Linked DNA regions of Homo sapiens: all the other regions are linked to region 1. A link is a loop called in an ENCODE intact Hi-C map of the cell type or tissue named here. Cell type or tissue: PC-9. All regions are shown on one strand.

What was found. A loop is a pair of places that touch in the nucleus more often than their neighbours do. Peaks named below come from ENCODE experiments on the same cell type or tissue, not always from the same donor. Only the 100,000 strongest peaks of a DNase experiment are listed, where the experiment ranks them.
Region 2: it touches region 1 in a loop (6-fold over the local background); 2 of 110 quality-filtered maps call a loop at or near these places.
Region 3: a loop joins it to region 1, with 5 times the contacts of the local background. A loop is called at or near these places in 7 of 110 quality-filtered maps.

What each region holds. Positions count from the first base shown.
Region 1 is chr12:95,646,284-95,654,283 of GRCh38, forward strand. It overlaps the pseudogene PGAM1P5. Among named protein-coding and RNA genes, the nearest start is that of USP44, 99 kb to the left of the region's middle. RefSeq lists a silencer at 7,610-7,904. In PC-9, no CTCF peak of the experiment used is centred here; DNase peaks (open chromatin) are centred at 3,258, 5,258 and 7,128; H3K4me3 peaks cover 570 bases; H3K27ac peaks cover 7,195 bases.
Region 2 is chr12:95,579,562-95,587,561 of GRCh38, forward strand. No RefSeq gene overlaps it. Among named protein-coding and RNA genes, the nearest start is that of USP44, 32 kb to the left of the region's middle. In PC-9, a CTCF peak has its summit at 3,071 (motif pointing right); a DNase peak (open chromatin) is centred at 3,080.
Region 3 is chr12:95,793,029-95,801,028 of GRCh38, forward strand. SNRPF-DT (SNRPF divergent transcript) reads right to left here. Exons shown (of 3, transcript NR_135014.1): 3 at 2,317-2,629. Among named protein-coding and RNA genes, the nearest start is that of LINC02410, 6.1 kb to the right of the region's middle. In PC-9, no CTCF peak of the experiment used is centred here; DNase peaks (open chromatin) are centred at 3,383 and 4,123; H3K4me3 peaks cover 741 bases; H3K27ac peaks cover 5,501 bases.

The sequences.
Region 1 (8,000 bases):
CACCACGCCCAGCCTTAAATTTTTTTTTTTAGAGATTGGATCTCGCTTTGTTGCCTAGGCTGGTCTCAAACTCGTGGGCTCAAGCAAGCCTCCTGCCTCAGCCTCCCAAAGTGCTGGGATTATAGGTGTGAGCCACGCGTCTGGCCCTCCCTTCCTTTATAGAGGAAGAAATAGGCAAAGAAAAGTTAGGAGGTAAGCAGGAAGCGAGTCTTCTTAAATGGAATCATAGGTGAGTTTGAGATTTACAGGAGAGGCTCAAACGGGTGATTTGGAGGATGCACCTGGGCCCAGAAAAAGACACAAGAACATCTGGCTGTCTGGACTGTATAAAGGAGTGAAGACTTCTCTTTACAACAACCATAAATAGTTTTGGATGTGAATTTCTGAAGCTTAAGGAACAAAATATTCAGCAAAATCTCTGGGTCACAGATGATTGGCTCCTTGCTCTGGAATAGCAATGCTTAATGTTGAGAAGCTTCAAACCTTTGAAATCTGTCATTGCCCAAAGCCTGAGAATAACTCACTAAATCCCAGGTTGACCTCCCTATAGCATCAGCTTGCAGTTCATGACAAATAAGGCAGGGAGAGAATTTATAGAGTTAATTACTAGGCTTGGTTCTATTAAATGTGCAAAGCACACATGCAAGGGGCTGGAGCTTTGACATGAGTGGAGAGACTTGAATTCTTTCGCAGCTGGAATGTGCCGGAACTTCCCAAAGGCTTGAAAGAATGCCTAGAATTTATTTTTTCTTTTATGGTCACTGTTATTTCTCACAGAGGCAAGTGAATCTTCCCAAGCTACCATGACGGGAGTCGAGGAGCTCCTGGCAGGCTTGTGGGGAACAAAGCCAGCCAGCTCTCCATGGCTTGGGCGGGCAGGGATCCCTGACTTTCTCTCACATGGGGGGCCGACAGGAGCTGTTGTAAATCTTTAAAGCCAAAAGGAAAATTAACGAGCGCAGCACAGAGCAGGACCTTGTCAGCTCGGTAATGGGTGGTGGGAGGAAGAATTCTGCTGCTTCCTCCTGGGCATTAAGTGTAACTCAAAAACTCCTGTTTTGTGGCCATTGTCCAATTATAACAGCTTTCTACTCTGGAGAATTTAGTCATTGACTGCTTTCAAGTCACCTGGGGGAAAACAGTATTCAATACGATCAAGAGGATGAGGTCTCTTGTTCTGAATTTTCCCTTTAGTGATGGAAACAAAATACTTCTCTGAATCCATTTAGGGCATTGAGCACTCCCAAAAGAAGCCCTACAATGGAGAGAAAGAGCGGGGATTATTAGAGAGATCTTCTGAAGGACCTCCCCCACTAGAATGGAGAGTGTAGAATGCAGAGTAGGGATTTTGTGTCATGCGCTGCTATATCTCCAGAACCTAGAACTGGTCCTATCGCACAGGAGGCTGACAAGAAATAGGTGCTAAAGTAACGAATGAAGATCTACAATCCAACAAATGACACTGTTCGGGAGCTCAGAGCTTTAAAGCAGTGTGATGTAGTTGCAGGAGCGTAGGGTGTGGAATCAGGCAGATATAGTGTTGTTGGATTGTAGATCTTCATTTGCTCATTTAGCACCTATAGGTTTATTCATTAACTTAACACCTATAGGTTTTGGCTCTGCTAGTTTGCTAGCTGTCTGGCCTATGGCAAGTTACTTTACTCCCCTTAATCTCGTGGTCTTCATCTGTAAAATGAAATAATAATCCCAACTTCAAAGTTGTTCTGAGGATTCCTTGAGATGATGACTGTGATGGTGTTTGACACTCTGAAAATGCTGATCCCAACCCTATCTCTCCTTAAATCATGTCAGTTCAGTAAGGAATTTACATAATGAACTATCTATTCAGTGGGAGAGTTAGAAAGCGGAAGCATCTGTTTATTGCCACAAAAATTTATAGATTAAGTTTGGGCAACATAGGGAGAACCTATATCTTCTTAAAAAAAAAAAAATTATCCGGGCATGGTGGCAAATGCCTGTAGTCCCAACTACTCGGGTGGGAGGATCACTTGAGCCACCGGGGGTCAAGGCTGCAGTGAGCTGTGATCTTGCCACGGCATTCCAATCAAGATGATAGAGCGACACCCTGTCTTAAAAAAAGTTGATAGTTTATACATTTATTTATTCATTTACAGATCTGTAGATTACAAATTACTCGTGATGTCTTAAGGTATTTGTTGTTTTGTTCTTACACGTGTGTTATTTTGTGTTTACAAAAGGAAAAGACATTTCATAAAGCTATTGAATCCCGAAAAGTCAACTTTAATTTTATTTTTATTTTTTGAGGCAGGGGCTCACTCTGTTGCCCAGGTTAGAGTTAGGTGGCGTAATAATGGTTCACTGCAGCCACGATCTTCCGGGCTCAAGCAATCCTCTTACCTCAACCTCCCAACTAGCTGGGACCATAGGTGCGTGGCACCATGCCCGGCTAATTTTTAAATTTTTTTGATTAATTAAGTGGGATCTCCCTATGCTACCCAGGCCAGTTTTGAACTCCTAGGGTCAAGGGATCCTCCTGCCTCAGCCTCCCAAAGTGCTGGGATTATAGATGTAAGCCTGAACAATATGAGGCTTTAAACACTACTTCTCAAAGAGCCTTAGCCAGTTCTGGTAGGATAATAACCTCGGGGCAAGTGAAAACTTGGAGAGGCAGGTTGTTCCTAAACTTAATCTTCTCTCTTGAAGCATTTGGTGAAACCTATAAAATTTGGGGGCGTGCAAATTAAGTGTACTTGTAAATATGGTCTGAAAAAATGCATTCACTGTATTTTTGCTTCCCACTGTTTAGTATAACATTTATCAGAGAGGCAGAAAACATGCGGATAAAAATATCCAGTTGTGTATTCTCAGTTGGTATCAAAAGCTAGGTCACTGAAGGTCACTGCCCAGCAAGTCCCCATGTGTAAGAGAGTGTTGGTATGTAAGAGTGTTTCTGATGTTAAGGAATTCTGTTTGCTGTGATGCGAGTTGTGTACATCTCCTTGATTTTTCTCCCCATATGTAACCAAAAAAATGCTATCCTGGATTTTATTTCTCTTTCACAGGAATGGGAAGGAAAAGTGTGGAGTCCGTGTGGATTTCTCTTATTTTATCTGTGGCTTGAATGTACATTTCTGAGAGAGGGTAAGTGAATCCACTCTCCATGTTTTCCTTTCTCAATGTTACTTCCTGTTCACCTTTCTCCTTATTCTTAAGCCTCTGAGGGTTACAATGGGGTGTGTGTGCAGGACTGCTACTGCCTAAGGGAAAATTACAAAGCTGCCTAGGCAGCCTGATTTATGAGGCATTGAAAGGCACATCTGACCAAAAATATCCCCACCACTGGCCTGCCACCAGTGCCTGAAATACCTATGATTAGAATCACCCATTAAAATGTTTTCTGCAGGCCGGGCATGGTGGCTCACGTCTGTAATCCCAGCACTATGGGAAGCCGAGGCGGGCGGATCACCTGAGGTCAGGAGTTGGAGACCAGCCTGGCCAACATGGTGAAACTCCATCTCTACTAAAAATACAAAAATGAGCCGGGCGTGGTGGCGGGCGCCTGTAATACCAGCTACCTGGGAGGCTGAGGCAGGAGAATCGCTTGAACCCAGGGGGTGGAGGTTGCAGTGAGCTGAGGCTGAGGTTGCTCCACTGCACTCCAGCCTGGGTGACAGAGTGAGACTATCTCAAAAAAAAAAAAAAAAAGAAAGAAAAAAAAGTTTGCAGACATGCCTGGCTTCTTTGGGTCATGAAGGCATTGTGTTAGGAGAAAATTGGGAAGTGGGAAAGTGGGAAAGTATTGCATTATAATGATTTATATTATGAACCTATCAATCTCTTGGTCAAGAGTAACATCTTGATAAGTAAGTAGACTGAGGCTGGAGGGAAAGTTGGGAGTTGAGAGCTTTGTCCAGCATCTTGGTGTACACCCTGTGCAGGATGAAGTCGACAGGTAGCTGGGGAGAGATTGTACAAAGTGGATTGAGGGGTAGAGATAGCAAAGACAAATTTAGGTATTTCACAGGTCTATACAAGGCCAGGTTAGGAAGTAAGGGTACATAATTGCCAGAGGAATCTCCTTTCTGACTGACTTTAAGGAATCTCTCTTACCGACTCTACAGGGCTGTTATGTGAGGTTCTTTCAATTTTCCTTTTCCATCATCTTAGTTTTGGGGTAACCATAACAGGACTAATGATTCTGTTATTCATAAAATAATATTTGTGACAAAGGCCAAGTAGATTCATATCCGACAAATCCAAGTGGATTTGTCGAGTCTATTCTGTAAAAGTGTCCAGAGCAGTGCTTCTCAAAGTCTTGTCTGTAGACCACCTCTATCTGAGTTACCACAGGTGCTTATGAAAATCTCCCTCCCCGGGCCCCATCTAGACCTTTGGAAACAAGACTCTCTGAGGTAGAGGCCTGGGTCTCTGCATTAAAAACAGCTGTGGGGCCGGGCGCGGTGGCGCACGCCTGTAATCCCAGCACTTTGGGAGGCCGAGGCGGGCGGATCACGAGGTCAGGAGATCGAGACCGTCCTGGCTAACACGGTGAAACCCCGTCTCTACTAAAAATACAAAAAATTAGCCGGGCGTGGTGGTGGGCGCCTGTAGTCCCCGCTACTCGGGAGGCTGAGGCAGGATAATGGCGTGAACCCGGGAGGCGGAGGTTGCAGTGAGCCGAGATCGTGCCACTGCACTCCAGCCTGGGCCACAGATTAAGACTCGGTCTAAAAAAAAAAAAATCAATTTTAGTATATGGTAAAAGTAATGGGTTTCCCTAATTTCCTGGTTACCATTGTTTACGGTTTCTGTATTATTTCACCTTCTGTAGCTTTTCTGGCTCTTCAAACACAATTAACAGCAGGAAAATTAGATGGAAAATTTTTGTAATAAATATTCAGAAATACCTTACATAAATCATGGTGTCTAGCAATGGAAGAATTGATTAACTGAATATATTCTACCTTGAAATATTCTGCATATTTTTACTAGAACAAACTGCCTTTTTTTATTTTTATTTTTTAATTTGAGACAGAGTTTTGCTCTGTTGCCCAGGCTGGAGGGCAGTGGTGTCATCTCAGCTCACTGCAGCCTCCACCACCTGCAAACTGCCTTTTTCTAGCTGTTGCTTTCCTTGATTCTCTTATATCATTATCTTTTGTTTCCTGCCCCTATCTCCCTCCCCTTGGTTGACAAAGTGCCTACATTCTCTATTTTTTCCCATTTCCTTGTCTCTCTCTGGTGTAATTCCTTCTCATTCATCTTGCAAGCAGAATTTCTCTATACAGCAAAGGTCAGAGCTGACAGGACTGATCTGAAATGCTGTTGAATTTCATAGTTGCTCATTCAAGATCATTACTGATACATGCAAAAGTGGACCTTCTGCCAAAATCGACCTCAGAAAATCAGACCAAGAGGAAAAGGGCAAAGGTAAAGAAGAGACTCTTGCTGGGCAGCGGCTGATGCCTGTAATCCTAGCACTTTGGGAGGCTGAGGAGGGAGGATTGCTTAAGCCCAGGAGTTCGAGACCAGCCTGGGCAACATAGCCAGAACCCAGTCTCTACAAATAATTAAAAAACAATCAGCTGGGTGTGGTGGCGTGCATCCAGCTGGGACCACAGGCTACTCAAGAGGCTGAGGCAAGGGGATTGCTTGAGTCCAGGAGGTTGAGGCTGCAGTGAGCTGTGATCACGCCACCACACTCCGGCCTGTGTGACAGAGTGAGACCTTGTCTCGAAAAAATTAAAAAAAAAAAAAAAAAAAAAAAAAAGAAGGGACTCTTACCATTTCCATTTCCTCTTAATATAAATGACATTAGGCAGCATTACTCTGATGGCGCTGTAACCATAGGAAGGAGTAGAAAATGACACAGCCACATAGTGGTATGATAGAATACATTACAATTTGGAGTGTGTAAAAAAAAAACCGGAAGAAAATGCTGATTTTCAATTCTCTTCCCTCAACTAAAGAAACAGGCGTGAAGGAAAATGGTGCAGTTGGCATTATCTCACATGGACTCCTTTCTAAATGCAAGAATGCCCTTTTAGGAGCTGAAATATGAACACTGTGAGTTAGAATGCATGGGTTCAAATTCAGACTTCACAATTATTATCTGACTGTCCTTGAACAATTTAATCAGTCTCCTGCACCTCTGTTTCTTCCTCTGAGAAATGGGAATAATAATAGCATGCACCTCAGGGGTGGTTAGGAGCATAAAATGGGGATAACACCTGTAAAGCACTAAGAAAAGTGCCTTGCATGTAGTAAACTCTTAATTGCTGCTTGCTAGCATTGATATATTTTTTCTTTTTTGAGACAGTGTCTTGCTCTGTTGCCCAGGCTGGAGTATGGCGGCAAGATCATGGCTCACTGCAGCCTCGACCTCCTGGGCTCAAGTGATCCTCACCTCAGCCTCCTGAATAGCTAGGACTATAGGCACACACCACCATGCCCTGCTAATTGTTTTATTTTTTTGGAGAGACGTGGTCTCACTATGTTACCCAGGCTGGTCTCGAACTCCTGAGCTCAAGCAATCCTCTCACCTTGGCCTTCCAAAGTGCTGGGATTATTTTTTATTCACCAAGTTTGAAATCTTTGGTAGTGTCCTAGCTGAGGAGGCATCCAGGGAGTTTCTGGGCAGAATAGTTAACCGATACTGTGAAAATCTGCTAACAGTGGTTGTTTTGCTTTTTGGGAAGCAGCGTTCCTTGTCTGGCTGCTGTTCCCCCCTGGTCACATGGGCACACTATGATTAAATCATTCCTAGTAAATCTTGGATATTCTTGGATTTAATAATAAATTAATTACTAATGATCACACTTTGGAACATGTTTCCCTGCCTGTGACATACTAAGAAACTAGAAACGTATTCAGCATTTACCAAAACACTCTTCCTTTTTTTTTTTAAGACAGGGTCTCACTCTGTGGCCCAGGCTGGAGTGCAGTGTTGCAATTATGGCCTTGATCTCCCAGGCTCAAATGATCCTCCCACCTCAGCCTCCCAGGTAGCTGGGATTACAGGCATGCACCACCACACCCAGCTAATTTTTTGTGGGTTTTGTAGAGATGAGGTCCTCCTATGTTGCCGAGGCTGGTCTTAAACTCTTGGGCTCAAGTGATCCGCCCACCTTGGCCTCACCAAGTACTGGCATTACAGGCGTGAGTCACCGCACCTGGCCAAAACCCTCTCTTAATGGAACATACATCTCACATTCTGGAAATATCTATTATCCCAGTGCATATTTCTTTCTTTCTCATGACTAACATTCTGCTTTTTTAGTTATTCACATACATAAACTGACTGATAATAAATCTGGGAATTTGTCATTTAAAAAAATGCACATTTCAAACACAATCAGTAATCCTCAAACAGTAGAGACATGTTTACATTTCTTTGGTTAAAGTGTAGGAACACAGGGACTAGGGAATCATTTTTTAAAAAGTATTTTCAGACAAATCATTTTCTGAGAGACTTAAAAAAAGAAACTGTCAGTCATTTGAGGCATACCCTTTTGCTTCTATTCCATTTTTATCATACCAATCTCTCTTGCAAAATTGATGTTATTCATAAATGTTTTCCTTCCAAACTGTGGGAAATAAGATGTGAGTTTGGCCCTTTGATAAAGTTAGGCTCAGGGACTGCTTATCATTGAAACAATGAGCACAAAAGCGATTCAGTCCTGGGACTTCTCACAAAACTCAGCGGGCCAGGCGGTGCTCACTCTTGTTCTCAGGCATTCCAGGGGAGTGGCAGAGGGACAGCCAGCACGAGACATTTTCAAGGTTGTTTTTCCCACCCTTTAGAATTGGTAAATCTCCGATCGTTTAGAAAAGGATTTGTTTTGCAAGAACCTAAAGTGTCCCCAAGAACTATGTTTACCCATAATAGGCCTTGCTCTCTGTTTAACAGAGCCAGATGGACACTGCTATTTGGCTCATGGTCATATCCCCACAGATTTGACCTCATTTAGAGGACACTATTAAAAGATTATCCTATTATTGAGAATTTCCATTGCATC
Region 2 (8,000 bases), 67 kb before region 1:
ATATTGGCCAGACTGGTCTAGAGCTCCTGACCTCAGGTGATGTCCTGACCTCAGGTGATCCCCTGACCTCAGGTGATCCCCTCACCTCGGCCTCCCAAAGGGCTGGGATTGTAGGCGTGAGCTACTGCTCCTGGCCTGACTTCCAGATTTCTAACTGGATAAATGAGTGATTCACAAATACTTGAGGAGGGTCTGGAGGAGGAAGTCACAACTGAAGTTAATGAATTCCGTTTGGGAGGTGGTAAATCTGGTTACCTCTAGGTTATCCAGGTGAACCTAATAGGCAAGAGGTTAGAATTGAAGATAGAGATTTTGTCGTTAGTGTAAGAGAGGTACTTGAAAAATACAAGTGAAGGTGAGAGATCACCCAGTGACAAGATAAGAAAGTCAATGATGGAACTCTAGGGGATACTGACCTTTTTTTTTTTCTCAGATGGAGTCTCACTCTGTCGCCTAGGCTAGAGTGCAGTGGTGCTGTCTCAGCTCACTGCAACCTCCACCTCCTGGGCTCAAGGATTATAAGTGTGCACCATCACTCCCGGCTAATTTTTGTATTTTTAATAGAGACACGGTTTCACCATGTTGGCCAGGCTGGTCTCGAACTTCTGAGCTCAAGTGATCCACCTGCCTTGGCCCCACAAAGTGCTGGGATTATAGGTGTGAGCCACCACATCTGGCCAGTGACATTGATTTTTGTTTTAAGTTATTTTTAAAAATGTGGCTGGACACAGTGGCTCACTCCTGTAATCCTAGCACTTTGGGAGGCCGAGGTGGGCTGATTGCTTGAACTCAGGAGCTGGAGACCAGCCTGGGCAACATGGCGAAACCCTGCTTCTGCGAAAAATACAAAAAAATAGCTGGGTGTGGTGGCCCCTGCCTGTGGCCCCAGTTACTCAGCAGGCTGAGTTAGGAGGATGGCTTAAGCCTGAGGAGCAGAGGCTGCAGTGAGCCAAGATGGCGCCACTGCACTCCAGCCTGGGTGACAGAGGGAGACCCTGTCTCAAACAAATAAAATAAAATTTAACAACTCTTTATTGAGTATCTTCTATGTGCAAGGCACTGTGCTTAGTAGTTGTGTCTATGTATATGTAGGTGGGGAAAGGAGATTATAAGGAAATGAAAGTTTCTCAATCTTTTAGTCTCTGTTTTTCTCTCTCACCCTAACTCTGTACCTTTTATGCAACCCAACTCAACAACCAGGAAAAAAAGACAAGATCCATTCACATGTATTGCCCAGGGTGTGTCCACCCTGGTTCCTTTTCTTGCTCTAGATAATGTTTCCTGCCATTTGGACTTGCATTGATCTTGATTACCCCAAATGAATTCTTAGAACTCTTTAAGAACTTGGACTTACCTTTCAGAATGTTCTTACTCCTAGATGCTTTGAGGTAGATACCGTGCTCCAGCTCTGGTCATGAGGACCCAAACCCTGGCAGCAACTGGCTCACTCTTACAGTGGGGAACTCTTTTTTTTTTTTTTTTTTTGAAAGGAGTCTCATTCTGTTTCCCAGGCTGCAGTGCAGTGTTATGATCTTGGTGCACTGCAACCTCTGCCTCCCAGGTTCAAACAATTCTCCCACCGCAGCCTCCCAAGTAGCTGGGATTACAGGCATGCGCCACCATGCCCGGCTAATTTTTGTATTTTTAGTAGAGATGGGGTTTTTGCCACGTTGGCCAGGCTGGTATCGAACTCCTGACCTTGAGTGCACCCACCTTGGCCTCCCAGAGTGCTGGGATTACAGACATGAGCCACTGCGCCTGGCCTGGTTTGGATATTTGGTTTGCGTCTTTTGTCTAATAGCAGTCCCTCCTCCCCTGGCCCCCTGTATCCTGATATTTAGTCTTGTACCTGTGAGACAGTTTTTCAAGTCACCACTGCTGGTGTTGATCCCATATTTAACATGTAGACCACATTTAACTCTGTAAGGCTCAGACTTCCTTAGCTAGGGCGACCTTTTAGGAACCCTGCTATGGTGGGATTGATACTGTGCCTTCACTATAAGGCGATTGTAGATTAATAATTAGGATGCTTTTCTCAAAGAAATAGGGGAACTCAATATCTAATATTATTATCTTTATTAGCATTTAAATATGCTAGTAAACCAAGTTCTATCATACTAGTTACTGTCCAAGCATGCTTAAATTTGATGCCTTTTTTGAATAAGACAAGAACATGGAGATTTATTCTCAAGACATACAGAACACTTGAAAAGTCTAAACAATGTGTTAAAATGTAACAGGAAAAAAGAAGCTATGTGTGAATTTCCTGATGTGCTAAATTATTATAGATGTTTGCCTGCTTGGGTCAGAATTATTATCTCATTTCTTGTCTTTCCAGCTGCAGCAAAAATCCTCCAGAGAACCATGTTTACAGCTATGGCCACTGATGATCTTAACAATAGAAATCAGTGATCCTGTTTAGTGAATAACAGCTTACTGTTACTAGTGAATAACAGTTCATACAGTGTTCATAACATGAGCTGGCTATGAAGTGGCATCCAAGAGGAGTTAAGTGGGTATGAATGGCTTAATGAAAAATTACACTTTACAAAATACTTCAAGTCCAGCTGGTGGTAGAAGAAATCCATCTGGGAATTAAGCTCATCAGGAGTTTAACAACTATGCTAGTTTAGGTTTGCCATGACTGAATGGATCTAGAGTATAGGGTTCAGCCCAAGTACAGTGGCTGATGCCTATAATCTCAGTGATTTGGGAGGCCTAAGTGGGAGGATTGCTTGAGACCAGGAGTTCAAGACTAGCCTGGACAACAACACCCCATCTCTACCCCCGTCCCCCCAGAAAAGTTAGCCAGGTACGGTAGCATGCACCTATAGTTCCAGCTACTTAGGAGGCTGAGGCAGGAGGATCCCTTGAGTCCAGGAATTCGAGGCTGCAGTGAGTTATGATCACACCACTGCACTCCAGCCTGAGTGACACAGTGAGACCCTGTTTCTTTAAAAAAAAAAAAAAAGGTGAAACGTTCTTAAGAGTAGGAAAGCAGCATCTGTCTCCTGAGATCGAAACACTTTGTGATTTTTTTTTTCCCATGGATTTACTTCCTTAGTGCATTTTACCATAAGGGGGTGCTCTGGGATAATACTTTTCAGCACAGCAGTGGTCTCTTCTGCTCTGTTAACTGAAAAAAGGCAAGCATTTATTAATTCTGCATCCCTTCTGTATTCACTAATTTTCAAAACGTGTCCATTTACATTAAAAATATGAAAAACAATTAGTGAAAACTATTTAAAATGTAAACAACCAGTGTCTGACTGCTAAGGAAAAGACAAACATTGAAAACTCTTGTAGGGCTCAGACTTCCTTAGCTAGAGCTGACCTTTTAGGAACACTGCTATGGTGGGATTGATATTGTGCCTTTAGTATAAGGCAATTGTAGATTAATAATTAGGATGCTTTTCTCAAATAAATAGGGGAACTCAATATCCAATGAGGCTAGAGCCGGGCGTGGTGGCTCATGCCTGTAATCCCAGCACTTTGGGAGGCTGAGGCAGGTGGATCACCTGAGATCAGGATTTTGAGACCAGCCTGGTCAACATGGTGAAACTCCATCCTCTACTAAAAACACAAAAAATTAGCGAGGCATGGTGGCACATCCCTGTAATCCCAGCTACTCAGGAGGCAGAGGCAGGATAATCGCTTGAACCCAGGAGGCAGAGGTTGCGGTGAGCCAAAACCATGCCACTGCACTCCAGCCTGGGCAGCAAGAGTGAAACTCCATCTCAAAACAAAAAAACAAAAACAGAAAAGAAAAATAAAAAGAAAAAAAGAGAGAGAGAGATTAGAGTCACAGTGAACTGAAGCTGCACTGGATTTCTTCTGGTTTAGGAGAAGAAAGCCATAAAGGATTTGCATTTGTCCTTTTACTTTAGTTATTTTTTTGGTAGCATTATGTTAACTATATCTTTCCGCCGATGCTGTGGAGATTCATTATGGTTGAAATTGCTTTCTTACAAAGCTCAGTCAGTGTTAACCCATCCTTGGGGAAAAGCATAGGAATTAAGAATTACAAAGTAATTTCATTCTCACTTCTGTCACATTTATGAATCAGTTTTTAGGTTTGTGTGTGTGTTTTTTTTTTTTTTTTTTTTTTTTTGAGATGGAGTTTTGCTCCTGCTGCCCATGTTGGAGTGCAATGGCGCGATCTTGGCTCTCCACAATTTCTGCCTCCCGGATTCAAGTCATTCTCCTGCCTCAGCCTCCCAAGTAGCTGGGATTACGGGCATGCATCACCATGTCCGGCTGATTGTGTATTTTGAGTAGAGATGGGGTTTCTCCATGTTGGTCAGGCTGATCTCGAACTCCTGACCTCAGGTGATTTGCCCACCTCGGCCTCCCAAAGTGCTGGGATTACAGGCATGAGCCACCATGCCTGACCAATTTTTAGGTTTTATTCCTGTCTAATTGTGTGGGGTGAGGAGGTGGAAAGGAAACTCAATTCTGTTTGCGAGTACTTGGGAGAGGCAATCAGTAGCAATCAGCTATTCTAAGCACATGATGTTGTGAAGGGCAACAAACTCGTCAAGGCCACCAACAGGACATTTGGAGAAATGGCCACAATATGGAGGCAGGAATAGGGAGTCCTCAATGTTTGGTCAAAAGAATTCCCTGGGTTGACAGCAGCATGTTTGAAGGTGCTGGTTCCTTCCAATCTGAGTGACAAATAGCCCTGGTATACAGCACAGGGATTGGGAGGAATGTTACACCTTTGCTTATGGAGAGCAGTTCTCTCTATATACATTCTCTGAACTCATCTCATTAGGCAAAAGCAGATGAAGCTTCTTTAGTCATCTTCATGAGCATTTAACTCCATATACAAAATGAAAATTTGGCTGAGGATTTACATAATTTAACTTGGGAGATTTTATGAGAGACTAATGTCTAGTCATTGGTCTTTAGTATCCTTGTTATGCCAGTACTTTTTAAAAGTTCAAGATATATTCATCCCAATACCTACTTTTTTTTTTTTTTGAGACGGAGTCTCGCTTTTTTATTTCCCAGGCTGGAGTGCAGTGGGACGATCTTGGCTCACTGCAACCTCTGCCAACTGGGTTCAAGCAATTTTCTTGCTTCAGCCTCTCGCGTAGCTGGGATTACAGGCATGAACCACCACGCCCGGCTAATTTTTGTATTTTTAGTAGAGATGGGGTTTCGCCATGTGGCCAGGCTGGTCTTGAACTCCTGGCCTCAGGTGATCCACCCACCTCGGCCTCCCAAGCTGCTGGGATTACAGGTGTGAGCCACCGCAACCAGCTGCCAATACCTACTTTTAAAAAATACATTTTCCTGCTGGGAGCAGTGGCTCACTCCTGTAATCCCTGCATTTTGGGAGGCTGAGGCAGTTGCTTGAGGTCAGGAGTTCAAGACCAGCCTGGGCAACACAGTGAAACCCTGCCTCTACAAAAAATACAAAAAATAGCCAGGCATGGTAGTGTGCACCTGTGGTCCCAGCTATTCTGGAGGCTGAAGTGGGAGGATCACTGGAGCCTGTGAGAGCTAGGCTGCAGTGAGCTGTGATTGTGCCACTGCACTCCAGCTTGAGTGGACAGAGCCAGACTCTGTCTCAAAAACAAAACAAACAACAAAAAAAACTAAAAACATTTTTCTTAAATATTTGTTAAGTTTCATTTCCCAGAATTGGTTTTCTTTATGGGGTGTGTTTTTATTTTTCCTAGAGGTGATACAAGCAAAAGAGGAAAAAGTAGTCTTGTTAAAGGAAAATGTACATGAGCTTTTCTATCCCTTAATTTTTAGGTTTAAAATTGTATTTCCTTTGTTTTTCCCACCCATGAAAAAAAAACTCACATATTAGACTCTTGATTACAACAGAACATCCTAAGGAAAAGACTTTCTTTAAGAGTTTAATATTAGAAGTCATAGGAGATTATCAAATGGTGAAAAACTAAAACAGAAAGGAAAAAATGTTTTCAGTATTTTTTTTTTGTTTTTGCATTTTTTTTTTTTAAACAATCTTGCTCTGTCGCCAGGCTGGAGTGCAGTGGCACATTCTTGGCTCACTGCAACCTCTGCCTCCTGGGTTCAAGTGATTCTCCTGCCTCAGCCTCCTGAGTAGGTGGGATTACAGGCATGCGCCACCATGCCCAACTAATTTTTGTATTTTTAATAGAGATGGGGTTTCACCATGTTGGCCAGGATGGTCTCCATCTCCTGACCTCAGGTGATCTGCCCGCCTTGGCCTCCCAAAGTGCTGGGATTACAGGCATGAGCCACTGTGCCTAGCCTCAGTATTTGTTTTTTTTTGTTTTGTTTTTTGAGACGGAATCTTGCTCTGTCGCCCAGGCTGGAGTGCGGTGGAGCGATCTCGGCTCACTGCAAGCTCCGCCTCCCGGGTTCACATCATTCTCCTGCCTCAGCCTCCCAAGTAGCTGGGACTACGGGCGCCCACCACCACGCCCGGCTAATTTTTTGTATTTTTAGTAGAGACGGGGTTTCACCGTGTTAGCCAGGATGGTCTTGATCTCCTGACCTCGTGATCCGCCAGGCTTGGCCTCCCAAAGTGCTGGGATTACAGGTGTGAGCCACCATGCCCGGCCAGCCTCAGTATTTGTTTTTTTGCCCTGCCTTCCCATCTGTAAATGTTTTAAAATTTATTTATTTATTTTTTGCTTTTTTTTTTTTTTTTTTTTTTGAGATGGAGTCTCACTCTGTCACCCAGGCTGGAGTGCAGTGGCGTGATCCTGGCTCACTGCAATCTCCACCTCCCAAGTTCAAGCATTTCTCCTGCCTCAGCCTCCTGAGTAGCTGGGATTGCAGGTGTGTGCCACCACACCTGGGTAATTTTTGTAGTTTTAGTAGAGATGGGGGGTTTCACCATGTTGGTCAGGCAGGTCTCAAACTCCCGACCTTGTGATCCACCTGCCTTGGCTTCCCAGAGTGCTGGGATTATAGGAGTGAGCCACTGCACCCAGGCAGACTGCAAGTTTCTTAACCCTGAACACTGAGGGTTTTTTTAACTGTAAAATGGGGATAAAAATAATATCTATCTTGTAAAATTGTTACAAAATTAAGCCCTTGGTATATCAGTGTCTTTTAAATTCATTTTGATTTTTGATTTATTTTTTTTCTTTTTTGAGGCTGGGCGTGGTGGCTAACGCCTGTAATCCCAGCACTTTGGGAAGCCGAGGCAGGCAGATCACTTGAGGTCAGAAATTCAAGACCAGCCTGGCCAACATGGTGAAACCCTGTCTCCTCTAAAAATACAAAAATTAGCCGGGCATGGTGGCGTGTGCCTGTAATCCCAGCTATTGGGAGGTTGAGGCAGGAGAATTGCTCAAATCTGGGAGGCGGAGGTTGCCACCACTGCACTCCAGCCTGGGCGACAAGAGCAAAACTCTGTCTCATAAAACAACAACAACAACAAAAAAAAAAACCCACAAACAAATAAAAAAACAAATCACAAAAATTCAGATACTTTTATATACCCCCTAGATTTGCAAAAATTGGGAAGTCTGACAATATCAAAGTTTGGCCAGGATAGGAAGCAGTAGGAGCTCTCATACACTTCTAGTAGCAGTGGACACTGACACAACACTTTGGAAATTAGTTTGCATTAACAAATGAGGTTGCAGATAAGCATATCCTATGACAATAATTCCACTCCTAAGTATATACTGTGTGCTTATGTTTATTACAGTTTGTGTTTTACAATGTTCATAACAGCATTGTTCATTGTAGCTCCAAAATGGAAACATAAATATCCATTAACTGTACAAGGGAGGAATAAATTGGGGTGTATTTATAAAATGGGGAGGCTGGGCATGGTAGCTCACGCCTGTAATCCTAGCACTTTGGGAGGCTGAGGTGGGAGGGTCACTTGAGCCCAGGAGTTTGAGGCTGCAGTGACCTATGATCACACCACTACTCTCCAGCCTGGGTGACGGGGAGACCCTTTCTCAAAAAAAAAAAAAAATTAATAAAAATGAAATGGAAAATTATACAGAAATGAAAACAAACTACAGCTGCAA
Region 3 (8,000 bases), 150 kb after region 1:
AAAATAGTCAGCATTCTAATAAACATCATTTGCTTATATAGTCCAGTTTAGTTACAAAGGATATTTTCATTTTGAAGAAGCTATCCAAGAAAAGGTTACCTACATAAGAAAAATCTTGGATAAGTATATTATTGCCTATGATTTTGTTTTTGAAAACATCAGTCATGGATTCAGAATATTTTGTAATTTTATGAATTAGTAGGAAGCTTAGCAAACTTACAGAATTTCAATAACAATTCCCAGAAACCACAAAATTGATAAGTTAAATCTAGAATATTCCTGAGAACTTGAAAGGAAGTTAAAAGGGTCTTTAAAAAGTAAAATAAATGGCATAGCCAGGCGTGGTGGCATATGCCTCTGGTCCCAGCTACTTGGGAGGCTGAGGTGGGAGGATAGCTTGAGCCTGGGAGGTCGAGGCTGCAGTGAGCTGTGTTGGCACCACTGTACTCCAGCCTGGGCAACAGAGTGAGACCTTGTCTCAAAATAAATAAAATAAAATAAATGGCAAAACTCTTTGCACCAAAGACTTTACTCACAGGAGAGCCCTTCAGGACCTCACTTAAATCATTCATGTATTTTTATTAAGTTTGGTTATGACATCTTTCTAGATCACAGCCTATTAGAAGTAACAGATTAGAATGGAGCAGGATGTTATTAAAGACAGGGGATAAACTGAGGCAATCCAGTAATGAGAAGGATGGGAAAACTCTAAAAAGCAGCCATAAGTACAAAAACAAAACCAAAACATCCACAGCAGTCTGAGGCCTTCTAGTGCAGAAACAAAGGACGAAAAAGCTATAAAGGCATCACTCTCCGGTAACTTAGTAGAGTAAGTGAGGTTCCTAGTGGAGCGTAAGACATTCAGAATCAGGAGGGACCCTTGAGCCCAACTTCTCACTCCATCAAAACCCCTTTCCACAAAGCCTCTGTCCAAAGGTCATCCAGTTTCTGTTCTAAAAATCTCCATAAACAAGAGCCTCAAAGGCAATTCTGCTCATTTTTGGCACTGTTGTTCTATTTAAGTGGGATGTTTCTCTTCTTAAAATTCTGTGTTTATAGGTTAGTCATCTGCAACCATACAGAATAAGTCCAATTTCTCTTCTGGTAGGTATTCAATGATTTAAAGTAAAGTTTTAATAATTTTCATCTTAACTATCCTTTTAGTTTAAACACCCATATGACAGGATTCCCACACTTTTCACCATCTTAATCACCTCTTTTCAGATATACCCCAGCTTGTCTTACACTGTGCATGTAGAACTCAACTCCAGGTTTGTCTGATCAACATAGAATAGAACTAACATTTTCCTTAACTTAGCTCTATGGCTTATATTTCTGTAACCTAATGTGATGTTGGCTGGTATATTTGAAGTCAGCTAAAATCCTTTTTTCATATATTGGTATCTTACAGAGTCATCAATAAAAGGTAAAATATATTTTGTTTTACCAGAGGGAAATATTTCCATTAAAATACATTGCATGTAGTAAGCATTCAATAAACATGAATTTGAAGAATAAATCAACAAATTTAAGCTGCTAAGTTTGAAAAATGGTTACAAATTTTAAAAGAAACTTTTAGTTTTCAAAGAACTAATTACCTATTTTCTGAAAAGGTGATCACTTTTATGGAAAATTTGACTCTTCAACAATACCATTTGCAACTGGCATTATTATACATTTCCAAGAAAAAGAAAGACTCTGAAAATAGTGATATTTTTAGTATACCTAGTGTTTTTTCTCCATGGAAGTATAAACATGATCTTATTTATCCTCACAGCATCAATGTGTGGGAGGGAACAGGAATAGTTGTGCCCATTTATACAAAGAGAAAGTGAGATGAAAGATGTAAGTGCCAAACTTAGATCATACAATAAATACACACTGAAGATAGGACCTGGGTTTTCAGATAAAAAAAAAAAAATCATTGCTTATCCATCAATTTTCCATGAATACAATCTTCTCTCTCTTTGAACTAGAAGACTACTGGGAGAAGATAAAATGGAGAATTGTTTTCATTAAAATAATCCTAGATTTTGTTTTCTACCTGGACTGTGCCCTTTGAATGCCCTTTAAAAACATCATCTTGGGAATTTCCTTAAGCTTTAACTTAAGCCTCCTGCCATGGGCGCTCTTTCTTATTTCATGTGCTTCCTGGCTTCAGCTGCTCATTCCTAGGAAGGGAGGGAGTGAGAGGCTTTGAAAATACACATGCTCTTCCAGGAAGGTAACCATACTTTTCTAAAAAAAAAAAAAAAAAAGCACGCATGCTCTCTCATGTTGAAATTAATTATATGAGGGCAAGAAATTTTTTTAAAAAAACAAAAACAAAAACCAAGAACAGTTGTGTTGTTATTACAGATATAGCTACCATTGACAGCATTATATTGACACACATTTCTAAATGGCTCTTAGCTAAAACTTTCTGTACCTATTGCTATTTCTGAAATTGATGAAAATCCAACTCAGTAGCTTAACCAAATTGAGATTGATTTTTCTTACAAGACAAGAAGTCAGGAGGTAGACAGTCCAATATAAATGCAGCTACTCAAGGAAGTCATCCAGATTTGTTTGGTGTTCTCCCTCATGGGCACAAGATGGTTTTTCTGCCTCCAGGACGGGTGTTGTTATTCTAGAAAAGAGAAAAGGGTAAAAGATACATGCCAGCTGGCCTTAAAACACTTTCCCAGTAACCTCACCCATCTGCTTATATCTAATTGTCTAGAACTGGGTTACATGGCCTCTTCAGACCATGAGGAAGTCTGGAGAGCTAAGCATTTTAACTGGGCACATTGACACCCTTAACAAAATCAGGATTCTACTGGAAAGAAGGGGAGGTTGGATATCAAGTAGACAACTACAGGAGCAGTATATGTCATCCAAAGTTAGCAATTTCACTGATGTGTTTGGCCCAAGCACCTATTAACATATTCAGTGGCTTCTCATCATTGGCACATAAAATGCATGTTGCTTGGCTTGGCACCCAAACCTATAATGTCCCGGTTCCTTGCCACTCACAGTGAACAACCTGCACTCTTGAAGATGGACAATACTGCTTCATGCCTCTCGCTTCTGCACACCCTCTCCTCCTTCTGGCTACCTCTGGCAGGTCCTTGGAAATTCAGTTCTGACAATAGCTGCTGTGACACCTTTCCTTCTTAGGCTCCTCTTCCAACAGGGTTAGTTTCCCCTCTGTCCTCTCATGGCACCCCCTGTATCACTTTATTATTCTCAGTTATACTTTTTTTTCTCATATACTGGGTGAAAGAAAATTAAAAGCAAAATTGTATATATGCTTTCATTATTGTTTTTGGTTTCTGTTTTGTTTTCAAACAGGTCTCACTCTATTGCCCAGGCTGGAATGCAGTGGTGCAATCTCAGCTCACCGCAACCTTGACCTCTGGGCTCAGATGATCCTCCTGCTTCAAGTCTTCCAAGTGGCAGGGTCTATAAGTGCACACCACCATGCCCAGCTAATTTTTTTGTTTGTTCGTTTAGTGATGGGGTTTTGCCATGTTGCACAGGCCGGTCTTGAACTCCTGGGCTCAAGCAATCCACCCGCCTTGGCCTCCTAAAGTGCTGGGATTACAGGCATGAGTCACAGTGCCCAGCCACTTTCATTATAACAACAGAAAACATACATATGAAAAAGGTCTGGAAAGAAATACATCAAAATATTAGAGATGACTGTTCCTCTGGCCTCTAAACTTTCAGCAATACCATAGGATTGTTATAATTCCATTTTTTGTTCTACAAAATATAACAACTTAAGGCAGGATATGATAAAGCAGTGCCTGGCAGTGCCTCAAGAGTGGCATATAAAGTAGGCTATTAGCACAGGTGAAACTTTGTGGGCTGAGGAAGTTAAAAAAAACCACATGGAGGATGTGGACTGAACCTGGGCACTAACAATTGTGTAGGTGTGGATGAATATGGTGTGGATGAATATGCCAGTGGTGGTCGCCTAAGTGCTCCAGTGTGAATAAACAGAGTGCCTCTGAGAGAATGAGTGGAGTCTATTAGGAGAAGGAGATTCATAGGGATTCGTGGAATGGGGAAGAAAAAGCAGAGGAGGGACAAACAAATAAAGGCTTTGGCAAGTCAAGCTGCTTTGTGTTGGGAGGTTCTCTGAGTCATAATTTAGAAATGACATATAATAGATTAGGAAAAGAAGACTTGGAAGGTGAGCTAAGGGCTACTTTATGAGAATACCTGGGTCTACACCAAGATGAGGATAGGGATAATGGACAGGGGTTGGGAGGAATTGAAGAAGAACCAAAAAGAAATTGATAGAACTTTGTAACTGACCATGGGATTGGCCGAAGACTGGGAAGAAATTAAAAATGACTTGGGCCAGTGCGGTGGCTCACACTTGTAATTCCTGCACTTTGGGAGGCTGAGGCAGGCAGATCACTTGAGGTCAGGAATTCGAAACCAGCTTGGTCAACATGGCGAAACCCCGTTTCTACTAAAAATACAAAAATTAGGCAGGTGTGGTGGTGCATGCCTGTAATTCCAGCTACTCGGGAGGCTAAGGCAGGAGAATCACTTGAACACTGTGGCGAGGAGTGGGTGGGGGGTGAATGAGGGGGGACAAAAAAGTGACTTGGATTGGGGGCTCTGAATCTGGTTAGTTGAAAAAATAATAATCTCTTTTGCAGAAATAGGAAAATCAGGAGATGTAGTTGGTTTGGGAGGTGACTGATTCTATTTGGAACGGGTTGACTTAGTGAGGATGGCAGACCAGTCATGTCCAGCAGATGGTTAAACTGGCTTTAAAGCTTAGTGGGACAGTCAGACAATAAAATTTATAACTTTACCTAATTCATAATTACACTGATAAAACCTTAGCATAGGAAAAGACCTTGGAAGTTATTAGTCCAACCTTTTCTGACACGAGAAAACTGAAGTCCATTTAAAACTTTTTATTTCACAGGCCCCAGCCTAGTCAAGGTTATACAGCTAGTTAGGTTTGGTGACTAAGCTGGGTTTGCAAATTTAGCCTTTTCTTTGCCTAGTACTCTTATGCAAGCAATTGAGAGTACAAAGATTCTACTCAATTTGTCTAGTTCAACGAAAGTACTATTGTCTAAGTATTAGAAAATCAAGCTTAAAAAAGCTCACAATCTACTGAAGCAGCAATTTGATTAAAAACATCCCTTGTCCATAGGTGGGATTTCAAGATATGTAATATAGTAGAATATGTTCAAGATGTTAATTAAGCTAGATATGCTTCTGGTTTGGTTTTATCTATAGCTCCTAATTACCCTGGACACTTTCCGATCCTAAACCTGTGCTGCAATTTCAAACACAAGTGCCTTTCTGAATATTTTTATTACAATTGTGCCTTACAAGATTACAATGCAATTTAGAGGGTAAATCTATGACACAATCTGCTTCAACCCTAAATTCAGTATAATTGACCTCATCATAGAAGAGGCATTCAGTTATCAGAAACATTAGAAAAACTTCATTAACCAGTATTAAAACTGTACCATCTCAGAGCTCAAATTAATGGTTTCAGGATGTTAATACATTTTGAAAACCTGTAAATGAATTTTAAGCAAATTGGTTTGGAAGGCCGAGGTGGGTGGATTACATGACGTCAGGAGTTTGAGACCTGCCTGGCCAACATGGTGAAACCCCGTCTCTACTAAAAATACAAAAAATTAGCCAGGTATGGTGGCGGGCACCTGTAGTCCCAGCTACTCTGGAGGCTGAGGCAGGAGAATTGCTTGAACCCAGGAGGCAGAGATTGCAGTGAGCCAAGATCATGCCATTGCACTCCAGCCTGGGCAACAAGAGTGAAACTCCATCTCAAAAGAAGAAGAAGAACAAGAAGAAGAAGAAGAAGGAGGAGGAGGAGGAGGAGGAGGAGGAGAAGGAGAAGGAGAAGGAGAAGAAGAAGAAGAAGAAGAAGAAGAAGAAGAAGAAGAAGAAGAAGAAGAAGAAGAAGAAGAAGAAGAAGAAGAAGAATTTTAAGCCAATTAGCCATAGCCACTCAAGGTTACAATAAATGTAAGTCCATTTAGGTTTCTGCACTCTACAAAATAACACCTCAAATGTTCTACCTTAGACCTTCTCTACTTATAAATGCTATTTACTCACAGAAATATTCCTCACTAAATTTAAGGAATTAAAACTTTAAAGCCAAATTAATACAAAAATATTAATTGCTCTGAAGCCCAAGCACTTTTTTATGCATGTAGTAAGTCTCTCTAACATAACTATTGAAGATTCCTTCATCGTAAAGAAAAAGCACATCATTTCCCCACTATCTGTCCTCCTTCAGAAATGTTTGAATGAATACAATATTTATTGCAAACAGAGAAAAAGGAATCTTTTTTTTTTAAAAAAGATGAATTCTTCTTAAAATGCATGATATTTCTATCATGAACAGAATTCTTTCTTTGGTAATGAAATCCTTTAAAGCTATAGTAACACTTTCAAAATAATATTAAATTTTACATTGAAAAGAATCCTGAAGTGGCAGGGGAGTTCCCAGTCTATTAATGACCCTATAGGAAGGGTGAAGGAGGTACAGATTATTATCTCTTACTCTGAAATTTAAAAAATCACAGCCTGCAGACTTGAGGTAATAAGTAGCTAAAGTCAGTAGCTTTGAATTCCTTTCTCAGTCTCACTGGTACGGTCTTGGATATAGCACTTTTAAATACACAAAGACAATCAAATATACTTATTGTTTCTCCGTGTGTCCTGTTTTTTGGTATACAAAAGGAAATTTAAGTGCCCCATTTGTAAACTCCAGATATCCTGCAATCAGTAAATAAATATCTTGAAAATGCAACTCATTCAAAGAAATACATCAATAGAGTCCAACAGAGAAAGGAAAACTTCCCTGTGCAAATCTGGGTGAGCCTGTCCTAAGGTGCTTATCTTTTTTTTTTTTCTTTTGAGATGGAGTCTTGCTCTGTCACCCAGGCTGGAGTGTGGTGGCGCCATCTTGACTCACTGCAGCCTCTGCCTTCCAGGTTCAAGTGATTCTCCTGCCTCAGCCTCCTGAGTAGCTGGGATTACAGGCATGCACCACCACATCCGGCTAATTTTTTTTGTATTTTTAGTAGACACGGGGTTTCACCATGTTGGCCAGGCTGGTCTTGAACTCCTGACCTCAGGTGATCTGCCCGTCTCGGCCTCCCAAAGTGCTGGGATTACAGGCATATGCTACTGCACTTGGCCCTAATGTGCTTACTTTTGATAGAAATTTTTTCCTCATTATAACCAATAACAAATAGCTAGCATTTATTGGGGACTTAATATACAGCAGGCCTTGTGCTAAACACTCTACATACAAGATCACCTTCAGACTTCTTAGTCACCCTAGGGAGAGACTGTCAATTGTCATCCTTGCTTTACAAATGAGAACTGAGACTCACCCAACTAGTAAATAATAGAGCTGAGACTGTAACCCAACCACTGGATTCCAAAGCCCATGAGTGAAACCACTGTGTTCATCATGGGTCTTTGGGAAATAACAGAAAAGCAGTTAGTAGGGCAAACCCATCTTCCAAAGAAACTGAGGCAGGAAAATAGGGTCTGGAGGCAGGGAGCATAAGGCTGACTCATACTTCAGCTATAACAGGAAATATCGTCTCCATAGGGCATAGGCTGTAAATGACTTTGTAACTTTACTTCATCCTTTCCATTTACATAGGGTGTACCTGAAGTAACCAATGGAATCCTCTAGGTATTTAAACTCCCAAAAATTCTGTAACTGGGCCTTTGAGCCTCTATGCTCAGGGCCACTCCCACACTGTGGAGCGTACTTTCATTTTCAATAAAACCCTTCATTCCTTCCTTGCTTTGTTTGTATGTTTTGTCCAATTCTTTGTTTAGGACACCAAGAACCTGGACACCCTCTACCGTTAATAAAACCAGCTTTCATTTTGGTATGGCTCCTTCTAATCTTATATCTAGCCTATATAGCCATACAATTTTTGTTCCATGTTTTCTTTACTTTTTAAATTTTTTTAGATGGAGTT